Regions from separate parts of the Homo sapiens genome. Here region 1 is linked to region 2. A link is an interaction called in ENCODE POLR2A ChIA-PET data of the cell type or tissue named here. Cell type or tissue: PC-9. All regions are shown on one strand. Each heading gives the region's core, and the rest is flanking DNA. Links, peaks and the distances in the headings are about the cores only. Region 1 has its middle 16 kb from the start of AACS. Region 2 has its middle 2.7 kb from the start of TRA-TGC3-2.

Evidence for each region. ChIA-PET counts read pairs that join two places held together with the same protein. Peaks named below come from ENCODE experiments on the same cell type or tissue, not always from the same donor. Only the 100,000 strongest peaks of a DNase experiment are listed, where the experiment ranks them.
Region 1: POLR2A ChIA-PET joins it to region 2 with 9 read pairs; 17 of 35 experiments call an interaction of 5 or more read pairs at or near these places.

Annotation. Positions count from the first base shown.
Region 1 is chr12:125,048,179-125,051,086 of GRCh38, reverse strand. It overlaps a transcript of BRI3BP not described here. Among named protein-coding and RNA genes, the nearest start is that of AACS, 16 kb to the left of the region's middle. RefSeq lists a silencer at 1,347-1,446. In PC-9, for the core only: no CTCF peak of the experiment used is centred there; a DNase peak (open chromatin) is centred at 1,406; H3K4me3 peaks cover 882 bases.
Region 2 is chr12:124,923,055-124,925,962 of GRCh38, reverse strand. No RefSeq gene overlaps it. Among named protein-coding and RNA genes, the nearest start is that of TRA-TGC3-2, 2.7 kb to the right of the region's middle. In PC-9, for the core only: no CTCF peak of the experiment used is centred there; DNase peaks (open chromatin) are centred at 1,602 and 1,972; H3K4me3 peaks cover 877 bases; H3K27ac peaks cover 2,334 bases.

The DNA.
Region 1 (2,908 bases), core at 191-2,690, 130 kb before region 2:
TCTTGATTCTAACAGGGCAAGAAAAGATGACCAGATGAGGTGACACTCCATCCTCTGGCTTCTTTTTCCTCTTATGTAAGTGTGAAGTTCTCTCTTCAGTAGCCAGGCTTCTGGAGAAAAGGATCCTGAAAAATACAAAGTCCCTAGTGTATTAGCTGGCACATACGGTGAAGGGAGGGGATAGATGTTGTAATAAGATGCAAAGAAATCTTACTTGCGCGCACACACAAATGTCCCTTACCTTTTTTATACTATCTCTTATGCAGATGGTTAAAGACCTCGAGAAGGCTGCTCCTAGATTAGGAGCCTTACCCCACCCCATGTCATAGCACGTGGTTAAAATTCAGAGCACCCACATTCTCCACTCCATCACCCCATTGCACTTTCATCATCTGAAATGAAGCCCTTTATGTGCCTCCAAGAGCAAGCGCCATGACCGCCGGGCTCTGGTCCCCGTGGTTCCCTTGGGGGTTCCCCGACGCCTAGCACGAGGCAGGGCACAGAGCAGCAGCTCCTGAAACATTTCCAAAAAGACTGAAGGTATTAAGGCTGCAGAATTTGCAGGTCTCTTCTGTCTATACTGTAAGTCGATATTGTGCATTTCTTTTGGACATTTTGGGCACTTTAAGCCTTTCTTTTATTTTTATTAGCCTTTATTTGTTTTCATGATTCTTTTGGTGGCGTTCCTTTTTAATTTTTAAATTTATTGATTATTAATTTATTCTTTTTTTTTTTTTGAGACGGAGTCTCGCTCTGTTGCCCAACCTGGAGGGCAGTGGCGTGATCTCGGCTCACTGCAACCTCTGCCTCCCGGGTTTAAGCGATTTTCCTGCCTCAGCCTCTGGAGTAGCTGGGACTACAGGCGCCCGCCACCATGCCCAGCTAATTTTTGTATTTTAGTAGAGACGGGGTTTCGCCATGTTGGCCAGGATGGTCTCGATCTCGTGACCTCGTGATCCGCCCGGCTCAGCCTCCCAAAGTGCTGGGATTACAGGCGTGAGCCACCGCGCCCAGCCTATTAATTTATTCTTTAGTGTGTCACGCAAGAGTCTGAATTTGCAGGAGGGGTCCTTAGCAGTAGTGGAAGACTCCTGGCAAAGCTGCTCGGCTCCGCTCGGTTCTCCTCCATCTGCCAGCACACGCGTCCTCTCCGCCTCGCCCAAGTCAACCCCACGGGCCTCCTGCGCGTCCCCACCCCATCCCCTCCCAGTCCCCTCCCTTCCCGCGACCCCAACGCCCGGGCGGCGGAGGGATCCCGGACACACTCACGCGCCACACTCAGCCCGAGCGCTGATTGGCTGGCAGAGAGTTGGGCCACATCGGCCCAGGCCTCCGCGTCTGGAAGATCGGCCTGAGCGCCAACCAATCGCGACGCGTTCCGGTTCATAGGCCGCACCTCCCAGCCAATCCTGAAGAAGAACCAGAAAAGGGCGTGCCCAATCGGAGCTTAGCAATGGGGCGGAGTCACCCTTCGACCAAGGCCAGTGCCGGGCGCTGTCACCTTGATATCCTGACTGGCACCGGCGAGTCGGTCCTGCCCCACCCGCTCTGCTCCCCAACCCGAAACCACCGAGACTCCAGGGGGTCACGACCTCTAGCTTGACTTCTGCGCTGCCAAAGGAGGGTTGTGCCTGAAGTACCTGGGGGATGTTTATTCTTCCGTATGCGTATTCAAATACGCAGATGAGCCCCTAGGATGAGTGCGCTGGGGAATAGGAGGGAACCAAGCTAAGCCCAGTGGGAGAAAGTGGAACACGTTCGCAAGCTGAGTAAGTGATTAGTGCCCTGAGATAATAAAAGGACCACAGAATAGTGGCTGGTGCTGCTTTTGATAGATAGGATGGTCTGAGTTAAATCTGGGCTCTCTTGGCCCGGCGCGGTGGCCCACCTGAGGTCAGGAGTTCGAGACCAGCCTGGCGAACACGGTGAAATCCCGTCTTTACTGAAAATACAAAAAATTAGCCAGGCGTGGTGGCGGGCACCTGTAATCCCAGCCACTCGGGAGGCTGAGGCAGGAGGAGAATCGCTTGAACCCGGGAGGTGGATGTTGCAGTGAGCCGAGATCGCGCCATTGCACTCCAGCCTAGGCAACAAAAGCCGAAACTCCATCTCGAAAAATAAATAAGTAAATAAAAATAAATTTGGGCTCTCTTGCATATACCTTGTGGCCGGTGGCAGGGGCATTTCCCCACCATCACCTCTACTTGGCTATGGGGTGAGCAGAGGCAGGGAACCCCAGGCTGAATCCCCACAAACGCAGGCTCCTAGAACGGAGATATTTTTGTAGGGCAAGGACTAAATGCCATGTCTTCCTCCCTCTCCCTATTCCAATGGGTCCAAACCGAATTTCTTTTTTTTTTAATTATTATTTTTTACTATTATTATTATTATACTTTAAGTTTTAGGGTACATGTGCACAATGTGCAGGTTAGTTACATATGTGTACATGTGCCATGCTGGTGTGCTGCACCCATTAACTCATCATTTAGCATTAGGTATATCTCCTAATGCTATCCCTCCCCCCTGCCCCCACCCCACAACAGTCCCCAGAGTGTGATGTTCCCCTTCCTGTGTCCATGTGTTCTCATTGTTCAATTCCCATCTGAGTGAGAACATGCGGTGTTTGCAAACCGAATTTCTTATTACCCCTCCTAAACATAAAATGGATATGAGTAACTATCAGCTTGCCTCTTTAGGGCAGGGCCTGGATATGTCCGTTGTGATTTGCCTTTTACTTAGGTTGGGCCACCTTGGGGTGAGATCTGATGAGCTGAGGAACCTTAGGAACACACATGGTGACTAGTCAGATCTCATGACACCCATGAGCCAGGCAGGCATTTCGAGGCGGCATTGCATCTTGGAGAGTATACATCCCTTTACTACAGTGTGCCCCAACTCCCCTGGGATA
Region 2 (2,908 bases), core at 123-2,622:
CCACGCCTGCAATCCCAGCACTTTGAGAGGCAGAGGCGGGTGGATCACCTGAGGTCGGAAGTTTGAGACCAGCCTGACCAACATGGAGAAACCCCGTCTCTACTAAAAAATACAAAATTAGCTGGATGTGATGGCACATGCCTGTAATCCCAGCTACTTAGGAGGCTGAGGCAGGAGAATCGCTTGAACCCAGGAGGCAGAGGTTGCAGTGAGCCGAGATCACGCCATTGCACTCCAGCCTGGGCAACAAGAGCAAAACTCCGTCTCAAAAAAAAAAAAAAAAAAAAAAGAACTGGGAACAGCATTCTAGGCAGAGGGAACAGCAAGTGCAAAGGCCCTGAACTGGGAAGAAACAGTGAGGAAGCTGGTGTGGCAGAAGCACCCATGGAAGAGGATAGGGAGGACGGAGGAGTGGGGCAGAAGGAGGTGAAGTCAGAGCGGTCCTCAGAGGCCGGATTACATCGTACCTTGAAGGGATATGGAGGGCAGGAGGTATGGGTTTGATTCTGAGAGTTTCATGCAGAGAGAAACATTCAGGTTTGTTTGAGCAGTGCCCTCTGGCAGCCAGGTGGGTGGGCACAAGAGGAAGCAGGGGCACTTGCGGACTGAGAACAACCCGTGGGCTTGCTCCTCAACCACATCCAAAATGATGCCACCTATGGCGCCATCCTGCTCTTCTGCTGCCAGGGTCTCTCTCCCGTGGCTCCCACTTAGGCTGGGGAAATGAGGTCAGAGGATGGTTTACACGGTGGTCCCTATTCCTCACCTCCCCACTGCCCTCCTGCTCTCCCCCATCTCTCCAAAACGGGTCAGCAAAGCATCACGCCGGGCTGAATAGAAGAGGCAACTGCCCTCCAGCAGAGTCCTATGATAATAACATTTATAAAAGCCAGACCCACATTTCACAGTTCCTGCCTTCTATTTATTTATTTATTTATTTATTTATTTGAGACGGAGTTTTGCTCTTGTTGCCTAGGCTGGAGTGCAGTGGTGCAATCTCGGCTAACTGCAACCTCCGCCTCCTGGGTTCAAGCGATTCTCCTGCCTCAGTCTCCTGAGTAGCTGGGATTACAGACCCGTGCCACCATGACCAGCTAATTTTTTGTATTTTTAATAGAGACGGGGTTTCCTCATGTTGGCCAGGCTGGTCTCGAACCCCTGACTTCAGGTGATCCACCCATCTCGGCCTTCCAAAGTGCAGGGATTACAGTTGCGAGCCAGTGCACCTGGCCTTATTTATTTATTTAATTTTGAGAGAGGGTCTTGCTCTTTCGCCCAGGCTGGAGTGCAGTGGTACAATCTCAGCTCACTGCAGTCTTGACCTCCCAGACTCACGAGATCCTCCTGCCTCAGCCTCCTGAGTGGGGGTGGGGTGGGGTGTCTCACTGTGTTTCCCAGGCAGGTCTTGAACGCCTGGGCTCAAGCAGTCCTCCCACCTCGGCCTCCTAAAGCACTGGGATTATGGACCTGAGCCACTGCACCCAGCCCAGAGCCTGTGCTTTCTACCAGACACTATTATACATATTTTATGTGTAACTCATTAAATTGTCACAATAACCAGATGAGGTAGGTACATTGAAATCTCTTTCACAGATGAGGCCCAGAGGTTAGGTGATGCAATCACAGCTGCTGTGTCCAGCACTTCTTGCCCCCAGGCTACTAACTTTTCTGACAATTTTGCATGGTCTTTGGCTAGGAAGAGTTTCAAGTGCCAGCAGCTGTCAGGGAACTATGGAGAACGAGGCGGCAGGACATTTTTGATGCAAGCTTTCCTTATCACAATAAGTGTCTATTTCCAGCCAAGAAATCTCAAGGCTGATGGAAAGAGGTATAGCCTTCAGTTTTCCGCCCTCTCCTAGCTTCTCACCCATTCTTTCCCCAAGGAACAGCTTTTTGATGACCTGAAGGACACCAGACATTGTGACTTCTCTCCCCTGGTGTGCTTAAGAAACCCTCTGGAAGAGAGATGCAAATTCACAGTTTAAGAATGGCTCTTAGGGCCGGGCACGGTGACTCACGCCTGTAATCCCAGCACTTTGGGAGGCTGGGGCGGGCGGGAGGGGGGCAGGGGGCGGATAACGAGGTCAGGAGTTTGAGACTAGCTTGACCAACATGGTGAAACCCCGTCTCTACTAAAAATACAAAAATTAGCTGGGCGTAGTGGTGCACGCCTGTAATCCCAGCTACTCAGGAGCCTGAGGCAGGAGAATCGTTTGAACCCGGGACGCGGTGGCTGCAGTGAGCCAAGATCCTGCCACTGCACTCTAGCCTGGGCGACAAAGCGAGACTCGGTCTCAAAAAAACAAACAAACAAACAAACAAAAAGAATGGCTCTTTTCGGTGGGCAATTGTAAAGAGACTCCTTCCTCCAAGCTGAAGCCCTCATTCTGGGAAGTGGATATGTTTCTTTTCAGTTTGCTGATATTTATATTCAGACGGATTTTTTTTTTTTTTTTTTTTTTTTAGATGTGGTCTCCCTCTGTCTCCCAGGCTGGCGTGCTGTGGGATGATCTTGGCTTACTGCAACCACTGCCTCCTGGGCTCCAAAAATCCTCTCGCCTTAGCCTCCCGAGTAGCTGGGACTACAAGCGCTCGCCACCACATCCGGCTAATTTTTTGTATTTTTGGTAGAGACGGGGTTCACGCCATGTTGGCCAGGCTGGTCTCAAACTCTTGGCCTCAAGTGATCCGCCGACCTCTACCTCTCAAAGTGCTGGGATTACAGGCATGAGCCATGGCGCACGGCCATAATAGTTCTTTTGGGAGGAAAAAATGTCTTCCAGCTGATATGCAAACCTCAAAGTCACTGAAGGTTGGTATGGTTTTAAAGGATGAGAAATCAGAGGTTTCTGGGTGAAGGTACAATCAAGCCAATGCCCTTATTTGTTGGAAAGAAACTCGATTTTCC